3 separate regions of the Homo sapiens genome follow, and regions 1 and 2 are each linked to region 3. Evidence: chromatin loops called from intact Hi-C (ENCODE). Cell type or tissue: mammary epithelial cell. All regions are shown on one strand.

The links. Peaks named below come from ENCODE experiments on the same cell type or tissue, not always from the same donor. Only the 100,000 strongest peaks of a DNase experiment are listed, where the experiment ranks them.
Region 1: it touches region 3 in a loop (4-fold over the local background); 15 of 110 quality-filtered maps call a loop at or near these places.
Region 2: it touches region 3 in a loop (11-fold over the local background); 3 of 110 quality-filtered maps call a loop at or near these places.

What each region holds. Positions count from the first base shown.
Region 1 is chr16:31,212,495-31,217,494 of GRCh38, reverse strand. It overlaps TRIM72 (tripartite motif containing 72), which reads right to left and starts at 3,376. Exons shown (of 7, transcript NM_001008274.4): 1 at 3,198-3,376; 2 at 2,367-2,763. The coding sequence starts at 2,756. It overlaps PYDC1 (pyrin domain containing 1), which reads left to right and starts at 360. Exons shown (of 2, transcript NM_152901.4): 1 at 360-752; 2 at 1,338-1,533. The coding sequence starts at 467. The coding sequence ends at 736. RefSeq lists enhancers at 225-1,139, 2,055-2,969, 2,970-3,885. In mammary epithelial cell, no CTCF peak of the experiment used is centred here; a DNase peak (open chromatin) is centred at 2,074; H3K4me3 peaks cover 917 bases; H3K27me3 peaks cover 767 bases.
Region 2 is chr16:31,698,654-31,703,653 of GRCh38, reverse strand. It overlaps the pseudogene CLUHP3. Among named protein-coding and RNA genes, the nearest start is that of KRABD5, 12 kb to the left of the region's middle. RefSeq lists silencers at 2,688-2,837, 3,098-3,237. In mammary epithelial cell, no CTCF peak of the experiment used is centred here; DNase peaks (open chromatin) are centred at 2,343 and 3,113; H3K4me3 peaks cover 1,145 bases; H3K27ac peaks cover 1,376 bases.
Region 3 is chr16:31,380,310-31,385,309 of GRCh38, reverse strand. It overlaps ITGAX (integrin subunit alpha X), which reads right to left. Exons shown (of 30, transcript NM_000887.5): 27 at 4,931-5,000; 28 at 4,686-4,787; 29 at 4,303-4,413; 30 at 2,311-3,507. The coding sequence ends at 3,403. Among named protein-coding and RNA genes, the nearest start is that of ITGAD, 11 kb to the left of the region's middle. RefSeq lists enhancers at 2,202-2,702, 2,703-3,203. In mammary epithelial cell, a CTCF peak has its summit at 2,556; no DNase peak of the experiment used is centred here.

The sequences.
Region 1 (5,000 bases), 170 kb after region 3:
TTTTTTTTGGAGACAGGATTGCCTAGGCTGGAGTGCAGTGGCAGAATCACAACTCGAACTCCTAGGCTCAAGCAATCCTTTTGCTTCAGCCTCCCGAGTAGCTGGCACTACAAGCATGAGCAACCATGCCAGGCTACAAAGCCACTTCTTTGCTGGGAGGTGCCTGACCATGGAATCAGTTCCATTCCTGCCTCAATGACTTGCAACCTGTTTCCTCCTCTGCAGATTGGGAACAGCAATCCCCACCTCAACAATTTGGCGCCCCCACTCTCCCAGGGGAAACTGGGGGACCCTCTAGGCGGTGTTTGCAGAGTCCCCTCCCAGCAGGAGCCACAGGGTTGAATAGGAGCTGCCAGATCAGTCTCCTTCCCGGGACATCCCCGGGGGCGGCAGCTCCACCTGCTGCAGGAAAGGTAGGACCTGATGGCTCCAGGCCCTCGGAGGCTCAGAGGCGCAGGGCTGAGCCATGGGAACGAAGCGCGAGGCCATCCTGAAGGTGCTGGAGAACCTGACACCGGAGGAGCTCAAGAAGTTCAAGATGAAGCTGGGGACGGTGCCGCTGCGCGAGGGCTTTGAGCGCATCCCGCGGGGCGCGCTCGGGCAGCTAGATATCGTGGACCTCACCGACAAGCTGGTCGCCTCCTACTACGAGGACTACGCAGCCGAGCTCGTCGTGGCCGTGCTGCGCGACATGCGCATGTTGGAGGAGGCCGCACGGCTGCAGCGGGCTGCGTGAGGGCCACTCTGAGCTGGTACGTGATCTCGGGACCCAACCCCGCTTCCTCGCCAAGGACCCACGCGTCAGGTCCCGCCCAGAGCCTTCCTGTTCCCCTCCTTCAGGGTCCCTCCTGGGGTCCTCCCTCAGACCTCCGGCCAGCCCCTCCCGGGGGCGAAGGGCTGGGCTGCCGCGAACCCTGGTGGGCTGCATCTCGCCCCACTGCCCCCTTCCAGGCTCCTGGGCTGCCTGGGCCCTGTTCCGTTTCATGGGTTCTGTGCTTTCTTCGCAGATAAAGACGGGCAAGGTTGGGCGAGGTTGGGTTTTTTTTGTTTGTTTGTTTTTTGTTTTTTTTTTAGCGGCAGCAAGATTTATTGCAAAGAGCAAAAGAACAAAGCTTCCACAGCATGGAAGGGGATCCGAGCGGGTTGCCCTGAGGTTGGGGTCTTAAGCACAGGTGTGCTGGGATGGGAGGGGTCCCGGGAGGAGGCTCCTGCCCTGAGCTAGGAGACCACCAGCTAGGACTGGGCTGAACTGGGCCAGGCAGGACTGAGAGGCTGGGTCCCTGGGAAGTCTGGGGGCCTCGAATACCAACGAAAGGACGGTGGTCTACCCCTTCTAGGAGGCGGGTCAAGGCAAAAGGAGTAATGCAACGCCTGTGAAGCCAGCCCCACGCGCGCACCAGTCGCGTAAGACAACAGCAGTGTCTCCACCTCGGGGACCAAGGACGCCTCCGTGCCTCCAGACCCCGCCTCCTCCAGCCCCTGCACCTGTCATTTATTCTTCCACTGCCCAATAAATATTCATGGCAGACTTTACTGGGGCTGCGCGCACACGTGCCCGCCGGTAGCTATACGTGTGTGCTTTTGCCACACGGATGACACGCACCAGCCAGTGTGCGTTCGTCTCTATTTGCCTCTGTCTGGGTGTCTCTGCTGGGTACTTCGGGACGCGCACAACTGCGTGTGGGCTCCCAAGGCTTTCGGGACTTCCAGCTCCACCCAGAAAAACATCCTGGACGGGGCTCTCGGTGCCACCCTGGGCCCGCACACATAAGTGCAGATCCCGGCTGCCTAGCCCTTACAGTCTCCCTTCTGGTGAGGCCCCGCCTGGGGACCGTCAGGCCAGCCCAAGTTCCGCAGCTTCAGGGGTGCGTGGGCCTCCGCTGAGCACAAGGGGACAACCCTGCCCCGGCCGCCTGGCTCGGTCCCGAACGCCGCGCCTCCAGTCCAAAGTGGGCCAGCGCCGAGCAGGGAGCCAGCCCGAACGGCCCACCGGGTGCAGGAATGCGAGCGTGGGCCGCAGGGGCTGGTCAGTCCCTGCTCCGCCTGGCTCCGCCCGGCCCATCAGACCCGCCCTGGGGCTCCGCCCGCCCATCTCCAGTTTCCTCTAGGGACTAAGGCCGGGAAACCTACGTTTGCTCAGCGCCCTTATCGCCAGGCTCCATCCCTGCGCGGCTTTCCTCTGCCAGCCCCGCCTTAAGCTCCTCAGACCCTCTTTCCTGGCTGCTTCGCCCCGCCCCCGCCCCCCGCAACTCCAGGAGCTCGTGAGCCTCTCTAGAGACTCAGAATCCAAATCACTGCAGCGACCTCCCCATCGGCCCCGTGCCACCGAACAGCCCCTCCGACCACGATGCGCGCGGATCCCGCACCTTGAGGCGTGCGTGGGCCTCGGCGGCAGGCAGGAGGCGATGACCGCGGTGCGAGCCGAGTGAGGCGCACACTCCGCACACCAGCGCGCGGTCCTGCTCGCAGTAGATGCTCAGCGGGTCCAGGTGCTCCTCGCAGTGGCCCTGCGGCACCTGGGCCAGCCCCTCCACCAGGCGCGCCAGCTGCAGGTTGGTGCTGAGTGCCTGCGGCCGCGTGGGGGCCTGGCAGCAGGGGCAGAGAACGGTGCCATCCGCCGCCGGCTCCCCGGCCACGCGGCCTAGGCAGGCGCGGCAGAAACTGTGGCCGCACTCGGCTGTCACGGGCGCGTCGAACAGCTGCAGGCACAGCGGGCAGGACAGCTCCTGGTGCAGGAGGCCGGGCGCAGCCGACATGGCGGGCCTGGGTGGAGGAGGAGTAGGTTAGGGGGACCCCGCGGCGCCGCGCTCCCGGCCCAGCCCTGGCCCAGCCCTAGCCCAGGCCGGGCCCGCCGCCCCGCAGGGAGAAGCCCCAGCCTGTAAAGACCTCACATCCTACACTGGATGGGACTCTGACGGCCAAGGGGAAAGAGGAACTCGGTCTCAGGCCCAAAAGCAGCCTCCACTGCAATTCTCAGCTCCAACCCCAAAAATATGCCCTATCAGTCAACCCCAGTTCCTGAACACAAGCCCAGATTCTAGCCCACTGTCCTTGCCCTCGCCTTAGCCCCAGGCCTCAGCCTCTGACCTTAGTCCCGGACCCAAATTCTCCAGAGCCCCCACTCCGAGACTCCCCTCCCTCACTTTACCAAGATACCCAGACCTCCCCTCCCCCTCTCTCCAGCCCACGGGACTCACAGGTCTGGTTGGAGATCTTAGGCTGAAAGAGTCTCGAAGGAGGACCGGTCAGGGTTGAGCTTAGCTGGACTGGGGTCAGGGCTGGGTCCAAGGATCTGAGACAAGCAGCAGGCTCCAAGCAAGGACAGGGACTCACAGGGGCAGCTGGCAGTGGACACCACGCGTGATGGGCACACAGTGCTCAGCGGAAGACCCTCCCAGACTGAGCCATGGCCCCAGGACTATATTTAGCTGCCCTGCCCAATCCCTCCCATCACTTCCGGAAACCGTTCTAAAAGTGAGGGCTGAGTAGTCCCTGGGCACACATCACATGACAGGGCCACCTGTCTTGGCCCATCCACTGTTCTCTCCCCGGCCTGCCTGGAGTCAGAGCTCAGAGCCAGCGGGGAGCCAGGGCCTTTCACACCACAGAAAAGACAGAAAATTGAAGGGGGTCTGCCCTTTCTCCCCCCACTCCCACCTCCACACTCTCCAGCTCCTTCCTCCTTGCTGGCAGCCCCTCCCCAGCCTGTCACCCACTCATTCCCCAAGTTTATGGCTGACCAAGGTCACCCTGGCAGGATTACCCCACCTGCAGGAGGGCAGGACCTCACCCCACCCTGAAATGTTTTCTTCCTCCAGAGCTGAGGGGAGGGTCTTTTCCACTTTGGTCTCTCTAGTACACCCAGGACAAGCCTGGGACAAAGTAGGCCTCTCTAAATGCTTGGAGAATGAATGATAGAGAGACATTGAACAAATGAATGAACTGAATCCAGAGCCTGCAGCCCAGAACTCAATTCTGCCCTGGTTCCTGTATGTGTATCTTTCAAATCTCAGCTGAAATTTCATTTAAGTGGCGCTGGGATAACTGGCTAGCCTTATGCAAGAGAATGAAACTGGACCCCTACCTTTCACCATATAAAAAAAATTAACTCAAGATGGGTTAAAGATTTAAATGTAAGACTTCAAACCATAAAAATCATAGAAGAAACCGCAGGAGAAATACTATTCTGGATATCAGCCTTGGTAAAGAATTCTTGACTAAGTCCTCAAAAGCAACAAAAACAAAAATTGTTAAGTGGGACCTCATTAAACTAAAGAGCTTCTGCACAGCAAAAGCAAAAGCAACTATCAACAGACAGACAACTGAAGAATGGAAGAAAGGCCAGGCGCGGTGGCTCACGCCTGTAATCCCAGCACTCTTGGGAGGCCAAGGCGGGTGGATCATGAGGTCAGGAGATCGAGACCACAGTGAAACCCCGTCTCTACTAAAAATACAAAAAATTAGCCGGGCGCAGTGGCGGGCACCTGTAATCCCAGCTACTCAGGAGGCTGAGGCAGGAGAATGGTGTGAACCCGGGAGACGGAGCTTGCAGTGAGCCGAGATCGCGCCACTGCACTCCAGCCTGGGGTACAGAGTGAGACTCCGTCTCAAAAAAAAAGAATGGAAGAAAATATTCACAAACTATGCATCCAACAAAGATCTACTATCCAGAATATATAAAGAAACTAAACATTTCAACAAGCAGAAAACAACCCCATTAAAAAGTTGGCAAGGGCCAGGCACAATGGCTCACACCTGTAATCCCAGCACTTTGGGGGGCCCAGGCGGGTGGATCACTTGAGGTCAGGAGTTTGAGACCAGCCTGGCCAACATGGTTAAACTTCGTCTCTATGAAACATACAAAACTCAGCCGGGTGTGGTGGCAGGTACCTGTAATCCCAGCTACTTGGGAGGCTGAGGCAGGAGAATCGCTTGAACCCGGGAGGCAGAGGTTGCAGTGAACCGAGATCGCACCACTGGACTCCAGCCTGGGTGACAAG
Region 2 (5,000 bases), 320 kb before region 3:
TGGGGCATCCTGGGACCTGACACTACCCACCCATTCCCACTCCTCTCCCTGAACAGGGCTGGTAGGCCCAGCTGGTAGCTGTCCTCTAGCAATAAGGCAGTAACTGAACCCGGACTCCATTCCCAGGTCCACCACATTAGCAGAGTGACCCCGGGCAGGGCCCAGGGCCCTCCATTTCCTGCCTATAGCACAGGGCCAGAAAGAGCCAGGGCAAGGCTGAGTTTTCCAGCATCATCTTCCCCAGCAGGCTCAAGCCCTGGTCCCCAGATCCCCTCCTCCATCATACCCACAGGGAGAAGGGTTCGATCTCGGGGCCAGGATCTCCACAGAAAAGTCCAAATCCTGAATGGTGACTTCTATCTGGTGGTGTCGTCTCCTGGCTTGGCCTCATCCAGCCCATGTTCCCGGGATGGCTCAGCCTCCTCCTTCCTCCTTCAGGCTCCTTCTTCTTCAGGGTCTCCAGGCAGTTCCCATTCAAGAACATGAGTGATGGTGGCTCTGGGGGTGACAAGAAAGGCACTGAGTTGGTTGGGCCTTGCTGGTGAGGGAGGGCTGTCCACCTCACCCCACTTGGATGGACACAAGTCATATGGAACGGTGTCCGCGTGCCCTCCAGAGCTTTGACTCCACAGTCCCAGCTCACCCTCGGCACACCTGCAAGCTGCACCTTCTCCCTTTCACATCCTGTGCCTCCCTCCTCAACTGCTCCTTAGCCCACCACAGTCTGGCTTCCACCTGAGCTCGCTGTCCAAACCACTCTCCCCACATCACCAAGGCCACCCTCAGGGCCAAGCCCCAGGGGCTTCTCCAGCCCAGGTACATCTGTCCACTCACCAGCACCCAGGCCACTGCTCATTTCCTTTCCTCCTCCCTGACCAATGCCACACCCTCGTCCCTCCCTCTCCAGCTCCATCCTCTTCCTCCAGTCCTGAGCTGGGAGTGTTGGGCCCCCCAGCCTCTCCTCATTCTCACCTCACCCTCTCCCATGGCTTCAAAGATGGTCCCATTTCCCAGCTCTCATAGCCAATCCTGGCCTCGATCAGGCCTTTCAGACCAAGGAGGCAGCTGGTCCTGGGCATCAACATGTGGCTCTCCCTTCAGTATCATGGAAGACCCATCCTGCAGGGATGAAATTCATCTTCCTCCACAAACTGGTCTCAGCGTGTGAAGGCCCCCCACCACTTATCTAGTCACCCAACCTCAATTTCCCATCTCCTATTTCAAGAATGCCCCTTGGAACCCTTCTAAGAAGCACACTGCTCACAAAACCAAGCTGCTTTTTTTTTTTGAGATGGAGTCTTGCTCTGTTGCCTAGGCCGGAGTGTAGTGGTGTGATCTTGGCTCACTGAAACCTCCGCCTCCTGGGTTCAAGAGAGTCTCCTGTCTCAGCCTCCCAAGTAGGTGGGACAGGCATGTGCCACCACGCCCAGCTAATTTTTGTATTTTTAGTAGAGACGGGGCCATGTTGGCCAGGCTGGTCCTAAGCTCAGGTGATCCGCCTGCCTCAGCCTCCCAAAGTGCTGGGATCACAGGCATGAGCCACCACACCCAGCCAAAATCAAGCTTCTTAAGCCCGTGTTCTCAGGCACCAGCCTAAAGGCAACCCCAGCTCCTGCCGGCTCCTGCACTTAGGTCTACATTCCCCAAACCACAGAGGACTGAGAATACCTGAAACCTGCCCTCCCACCTCTCTGCTTTTCCATGCTGCCCCTGACATCTCAGTCTGTCGGGCAAACACTGACTCATCCTTCAAGGCCTAGGTGAAAGTGTCTACAGGTAGACTATTGCTGCCTACCTGCCACCCATCCTCCTTCCCAGAGATCAGTGAATGAAGGATGTGGAGCCCCAGAAGGAGGGAACTATGTCTTCTGATCTGTCCACAGCCTTGACCTCCAAAGTTTAGATGTGGATGGAGTAGAATAAAGGCAAACTTCTTTTTTTTTTTGCAATTTGGCCTTGGCCCTAATGGTCAGGCTGCATCTGCTTGAAATCTACAATAAAGAGCAAATAGTTGATAACGTTGTGAATTGCAGAGGGGAAGCTGGCAGTTGAGAATCAGGAGAAGGAAGTGAAAATTTAGAATTTTACTGAAAGCCTTAGAAGAATTAGGTTGGGGGAACAGGGTGGTGGATTTGAGACCCTCCTTGCCATAGATTTGGAAAATGCAGGGAAAATCAGTCCCCCTGTGGGGTGTTAAAATAATTAAATGGGAGGCAATTTGACTGAAGTGGCTGTAGTGCCCTGGGTTTCTACCTAAGAAAACCAAAACGTAACTCATGCATTTCTTAGAAATAACTTAAAGGAAAAGAAAACACTCTTAACCAACCACAAACCACCAATTAACCTTTGATTACATAATCAGGGAATTTCCGCCTGGACAGTTCAAATAAGGGGACTACGTAATTGTAGCCAATCAATTACTGAATTGGCTTTGCTTCCTCATGCATCTTATTAAACCCTTTCCTTCAAGCCCCTCCGGTGGACCCCAAACCACAATCCATGGTTGTGGCTTCCTGATTCACGGGTCGTTATTTGCTCAGATAAAATCTTTAACGTTTTAACCAAACCTCAGTTTAATTTTTAACAAAAGAAAGAAAGGACTACGGACCCCACGGACCACAGCTCCTCCCACGCCCGAACCCCGAGCCGGGGTTCTCCCCTACGGCCCCTCCCGTCATCACCGCACAACGCGGGGAGACACGGGGCTGCGGGCGCGAAACTGCCCAGAGAGGGCTCAAGGCAGGACCAAGGTCGTCGCGCAGGGACGGGACGAGGCGCCCGGGGTCCCAGCTGCCGGCCGAGCCGCACCGTGTGACCGAGGAGACTCCGGGCCCCGACCCCGGAGCCGCCAGGGGCAGGCCCGGTTCCCAGCCGACCCCTGCCGCGTCTCGGGAAGCTCAGCCCCGCAGACTCACCATCTCGCGGCTTCAGGAGCGTCCCGGTATCCTCTCTAGGGACCGTCCAGTACCTGCAGGTCACAGGGCAAAGGAGGCTGCGGAATGAAGGAGAAAGAGCAGGGTACACAGATCAAGCAGGGAAGCGCACCTGGGAGAGGAAAAGGCCAGCCCAGAACACAGGAAGTGCGCCCCCTTTTTCGGCTGCGCGCCTGATTGGACAGGCTCGACAACGGCGCCGCTGAATGGATAGGGCTCCAGGTCCCGCCCCCTTACCCCCGAGTGACAGGAGATGCGATCACAGGTGTGGCTGAATGAGGCCTGAATGAATGATTGTCTGCAGCCCTTTTCAGGCAGGGCTGACTCCCTGTGCTGGGACCTGGGGCTGCTCCGGACATTGGTATTTAACTTTGCTCATAAGATTATATCAATTTATGAGTAATATAGGTAATATGTAAAATTGAAAATTATATAATAACGATTCTTTTAAAATTTCAGATTTCATAACCTTCATGGCCTCTGGTCCCTTGTGGAGGCAGCATGAGATTTGAAAATGGAGGGAGTCCTCTAAGTCAGAAATGTCCAATAGGAATAAAATTGAGCCGCATGTGTCATTTACAGTAGCCTAGTGGCATCATGAAAGGAAAACAGGTAAAATTGATGGTAATACCTTAACCCGATATATCCAAAATATTATCACTCAAATATGTGAGCAATATGAAATTATTAATGAAGACCACCAGAGAATGCTTCTTAAGTTTGGGGTACTAAATCTTGTAAAGTCACTCTGTATTTAAACTTCTAGCACATCTCAGTTCCAACCAGCTCTATCCAAAGAGCTCAGCAGCCCCACGTGGGCAGTGGCTTCCGCATTGAAGAGCAGATCTGAGGGCACTTGCGCGTCTAACCTCAGGGAAATCGAGGGCCTGGACCCCCTTTCCTGCCAGACGAGAGCGAACACCCTCATCCTGCCCATCTCTTTCCTCATGCCCAAGGGTGGGAGAGGCAGTGCCCAGTGAGAGAGCCAGGGCTGCAGTCAGGAGGTGTCCACAGGTCGACCACTGCTGCCCACCTGCTTCTGGGCAGGGCTCCCTCAGCCTTCCAAAGGTCAGACAGTGAATGAAGAGTGTCAGGCTTCAGGAGGAAACCCCTGACTTCAGATCTGTCTACAGCCTTGACCTCCAAAGTTTGGATGTGGAGGGAATAAAAGCAAATTTTTTTTATTTTGCAATTTGCCCTTGGCCCTGATGGTTAGGCTATGGCGGGCTGTTTCCTCCTATGGTGTGGGGACTGTGTGAGTTTAAGCACCAAGCATGTCAACATGCATTTCTGTATAATTTATCCCTATCCAACAAGAGGCCCCACTTTAAATAAAGGGAAAAGCAAATCAATACCTTATACAGTGCCTTCTGTTTGCCAGGTAACAACAAGTAGTGACCAACCTGTCATTTGAATCCTGGCAACCTGACTGCAGGTGTATGTATCAGTTAGCTATTGCTGCATTAAAAACCACCCTAAACCTTATTAGCTCATGATTGGGATGGTCAGTCATTTAGGCTGGACTCAACTGGGCCATTCTTCTGGTCTCAGCTGGGCTCCTTCAGGCGTGTGTGGTCAGCTGCTGGTTGACTAAGTGGCTCTGCTTCTGGGTGTCAGCTGGGGCACCTTGGTTTTCCTCCCCAGTGGGATCTCATCCTCCAGCAGGCTAACATGTGCTTGTTCTCATGGAGATGGCAGGGTTCTAAAAGAAAAAGCAGAAGCATTCAAGGCCTTATGTCCCTAGACCCCAAACTGTCACATTGCCATATTGATAGCTTTCTATTGCCCAGAGCAAATAAGGCCAGCCCAGATCCAAGCGTCAGGAAACAGATTCTGCCTCTATGTTGGAGCAGCTGTAAAAGCATATTCCAAAGGGCATGGACACCAGAGCCATTTTGCAGTCAGTATCATTCTGCCTTTTCTTACAGCAAGGTTTATATAACTGTTCCAAGTCAAGGAACATGTCCAAAGCACTACAGCTACTAAGTGGCTGGACTGGGACTCTGGATCAACTTTGCCTGACTCCAAAGCCCATGTACCTCCATAGACCTCACAACTCAAGCAGCT
Region 3 (5,000 bases):
GCTACTCAAGAGGCTGAGGCAGGAGAATCACTTGAACCCAGGAGGCAAAGGTTGCAGTGAGCCAAGATGATGCCACTGCACTCCAGCCTGGGCGACAGAGCAAGACTCCATCTCAATAAATAAATAAATAAGAAAATAACACAAAAGCTTTCAGAGGTTCATGCGACTGTTTGATAAAGTTTCAGAATGGGCAGCACACTAGGGACAAATACATGTCAGAACCAATACAACCTACCTGTCAGGGAGTATAATACCTTCTAGATATTTTCGGGTTTTGGCTCACAATCACTTATTCCGGTATGCATGTCTATACTATACGTGCACTGGGCTCAATATTTAAAAGTCAATATTGACTTTGATGACATTATTGTAAATTGTAGCAATTAGATTAGTTTTTAATCACAACTTCCATGCTTTTGAGCCATTGATCCATTTTGTGATTCGGGGATCTAATGCAACACAATAGCCAACCCTGAAAATGCAAATGTAATAAATGTACACAATAACACACAAAGGAAGAATATCAGAAAATAACACCTTGTCGGCCAAGTACAGTGGCTCATACCTCTAATCCCAGCACTTTCGGAGGCCGAGGAGGGCGGATCATGAGGTCAGGAGTTCGAGACCAGCCTAGTCAACATGGTGAAACCCCATCTATACTAAAAATACAAAAATTAGCTGGAAATGGTGGTGCCTGCCTGTAATCCCAGCTACTCCAGAGGCTGAGGCAGGAGAATCGCTTGAACTTGAACCTGGGAGGCGGAGGTTGCAGTGAGCCAAGATCATGCCACTGCACTCCAGCCTGGGTGACAGAGCGAGACTCTGTCTCAAAAATAAATAAATAAAAATGGGCATGGTGGTACGCCCCTGTACTCCCAGCTACTTGGGAGGCTGAGGCAGAGGCATCACTTGAACCCAGGAGACAGAGGTTGCGTTGAGCCGAGATCGTGCCACTACACTCCAGCCCGGGAGACAAAGTGAGACTATCTCAAAAAATAATAATAATAAAATAAAATAGAAAATAACAACTTGTTGCCTGAATTTAGACAAGAACCCACTGTAGTCCCTGGAGTCCGTGTGCCACACAATTATTAAGGCCACAACACTATTTCTGTGCAAATCACTAGTTTCAAATGTTTGAGATGTATGGGTTTCTTGCTCTTTTTCTCTAAAACCTTCCACTTAGAAGACCATCATTGACCACCAGTGGTTCGTGGAACACATTTTGAGAAACACCACTCTAGGGTCAATTTTTTTTTTTTTTTCTGAGACATGATCTTTCTCTGTTGCCCAGGCTGGAGTGTGGTGGTCCAAATCACAGCTCACTGTATCCTCAACCTCCCAGGCTCAAGTGATCCTCCTGCTTCAGCCTACCAAGTAGCTGGGACTACAAGCACATGCCACCATGCCTGGGTAATTTTTAAATTTTTTTGTAGACACAAGGTTTCAATATATTACCCAGGGTGGTCTCAAATTTCTGAGCACAAACAATCCTCCTGCCTCGGCCTCCCAAAGTGCTGGGATTACAGGCATGAGCCACTGTGCCCAGCCATTAGGGCTGAATTCTTACAAAGCCTTATCTTCTGATTCCCTTTCTGAGGAAACTGCATAATAATTAGTCATCCTGGGGACTCAAAAGCTTCAAAATCCACAGGGATTTTGGAGCCTCTGCTGATGTATAGGACAGACATTTTTGGCTGGAGGTAAAGGGCCACTTTCCATCTTCCCTTCAAATCACTCAACTGCCTCCCTTCTGTTTTTCTAATTGAAACATCCACACGGCCCGGGTCCCTTGCTGGTGATAGCTGCAGTGGCGTCACTCCGAGGTCAGGAATGGCTTGTCCTGTGAGGCCCCCAGCTCAGTGCCAAGCACCATGATGAACTTTATGCCAGGATGGTGGCATAATAGCAAGAATGACCTTATTGTGGGCAGCAGCTCTCAATGTGGGACCCCAACATGTTCTTCAATCACTCACTATATGCAGACAGTGTGCCCTTCAACACATCCTAGGACTTGTAGGAAACGCTTGTGAGTATTGGTCACTCCAGAGACCTTTCCAGGTGGAAAAGTAGCCACTGGAGGTTGTCCCTTCTCTATTCTATGCCCCCTCCACCCGACAGCTCCACCAGCTTACCATCGGCACCAGCCCTGAGAGTGGAGTGAGCAGATTAAGAGGTCAGGTTACTTCCAAGAGAGGGATATTCACAACCCTACTCTGGTTAACTTCTTGTCCTGGCCCCAGGCCTCAGTGCTGGCCAGGGTCCACCGTGGTAAAGGGACCCCATGGGTGTCATCCTTCAGGACTCATATCCACAGAAGGCTTTTTTATTTTTAGACCTTTGACATATTTCCCAAGAGCGGTAGATGCATCTTTTTGTGCATGTTTTAATTTATTAACACAAACATTTAAAGTACGCTTTTTAAAAAAATAATCATGTCTTGGCATTTTTTCAGGTACTATATTCATAGCCTCAAAAAATAGAAGTGGTTGGGTCTCTTCTGCCCCTGGGGCTGGGTGAGCTGCAGCCGCACCGGGGCCATGTCCCTCCCTAGAGGGCGCTCCTCCCTTCCAGCCAGCAATGTTGCCCAACGCGGGAGGCCAGCTGTGCAGAACCCAGCATGCAGGCATCTCACTCCCAATTCAGCCTGGGAAATCGGAACTGAGAGCCCCACGATGAAGCCCTGAGCTGATGCTGACATGACACTAATTCACTGGAAACGAGGGTGATGGGGGCACAGAGCCTCTCATGCTGTGCGCCCTGAAGCCCACCCTCTGGGATGGAAGGGGACTTCTCACGCGAAGCTGGAGAGTTCAGACATTGTCCTGAGGGTAATGGGGAGCTGTTGAAGACAGGTGGGGATGAGCAGCATATTCAGAACTGTATTTTAGAAAGATCGGGCCGGGCGAGGTGGCGTGTGCCTGTAGTCCCAGCTACTCAGGAGGCTGAGACAGCAGAATTACTTGAACCCGGGAGGCGGAGGTTGCAGTGAGCCGAGATCACGCCATTGCACTCCAGCCTGGGTGACAGAGCGAGACTCCGTCTCAAAAAAAAAAAAAAGAAAAGAAAAAAAAAAAAAAAGAAAGGAAAGAAAGATCATTCGTGCCTCATGGGAGAAGGGAGACTGAGGCCTGGGGGTATTGTCCATGTATTTCTAGGTAGAAATTGCAAGTCAAGTCCTTTGGGGAACACAGCAGGGACCCTGTCCTAAGGGTTTCCAGTTGGAACCTTGACAAGACAAAGGCCCCTTCCCAAGCAAGACGTTTTCTCCCAAAGACAGGAAGCAGGCCCATCCCAGCCTCTCTCGGTGGTGCAGTGGTTCCTCCCCGTCAGGCCTGACAGGTGAGGGTAAGTAAGTGGGGAAAACTCGCGGGGGAGAAGAAGTCCAAGGCAAAGAGGGGATCATTTCTCACTGGGCGGGCTGGGGGTCTGTGTCCCGTTTTCTGGGGCAATTTGTCCATTTGCCTCCTCCATCATTTCCTTGTACTGACGCTTGAAGAAGCCAACCTAGGGGGGAGGACGAAGAAGAAACTCAGGAAGCCCATTCAGTGGAAGAGAGGAAAAGAGATGACTGAGGGAGAGGGGTCACTATTTCTGAAATCCTTGCTAGGTTCAAAGCACTGCACTAGGAACTTTATATGCATCATGTCATCTAGATTTAGCCAAAATTATTTTCTTTTTGAGATGGAGTCTCACTCTGTTGCCCAGGCTGGAGTGCAGTGGCGTGATCTCGGCTCACTGCAACCTCCACCATGCCCAACTAATTTTTGTATTTTTAGTAGAGACGGGGTTTCACCAGGTAGGCCAGGCTGGTCTCTTAACTCCTGACTTCAAGTGATCCACCTGCCTCGATCTCCCAAACTGCTGGGATTACAGCCATGAGCCACCGTGCCCAGCCTAGATTTAGCCAAAATTCTATGAGCTGGGGTAGAATCACCTTCACATTGAGAAATCAAGGCCCAGAGTGGAGCAGACACTGGCCTATGGTCAAAGACAAAAAGAACCCGTGGTGATGTCGACATTCAAACCCAGGTCTGTGCTTTTATATGATAATCTGCTGTCAAGGGAAACACGTAGAATGATGGAGAAGAGCAGGAAAGAAAGGGAGAAATATTAGAGGAAGCCTGGGAATCACAAAGCAGGGGGCCACTGGGGACAGGTGACATTGCAGGTGGGAAGCAGTTTCTCATATGAAGTGACCCAGTAAGAATGTGCCTCTGCCTTCAAAGTGAGCTCCTTCTCACTCTGCAAAAAGAGCGGGACCAGATGCTGGTGGTGTCAAGAGTGGCATAAAACACTCACTTTGTACAGTACCGCTGTGATGAGTGCCAGCAGCAACAGACCCCCAATGGAGCTGCCTACGATGAGGGGGGTGGGGTTGTGGACCTTGTACTTCTCCAGCACCGTTGTCGTCTGAAGTGGAAGTGACCCTGTCAGAGCACTCCCATCCTCCTACTATCCCAGACTCCTCCCAGGCTCCCCAACCTTTAACTCCCTCCCCTCCTTCCCCAGGCCCTGCTCCAAGAGGTGAGACACAGCAGCACCCGTGCCCTTAGGGACAGCTATCCTGCCCAGAGGCCTTCGCCCTCCTCCCCCAAGGCTTGCAAACCCCCCACCCAGCACCACAGATGTAGCCCTAGGGGCCCTCTTTCCAGCCTGGTCGCTGCCCTCCACATGGTCTCTACCTGAGCTCTCATAAATGCCTCCTGTCCTGGAAGCTGGGAGTACACGGATGTGTCGAACGTAATTTCAGCCACACTCACGACCGACACCTTCTTCTGCAATATCTGCAAAGGGGTTGGGGGAAACCTGTTGAACTGGCTCTGGGGGAGGCTCAGAGCTCTGGGGGTGCCCTGGCTTGCAGATGGGCACAGACATGCCAGGTCCCGCCTGAGTCTGGGGCAGGGGCTCTGTCGTTGCACCCACACACCTGGCGGACCCAGCCAAAGCTGAGGTTGCCCTTCAGGGTGAAATCCAGCTCCTCCTGGACGCTGAAGGAG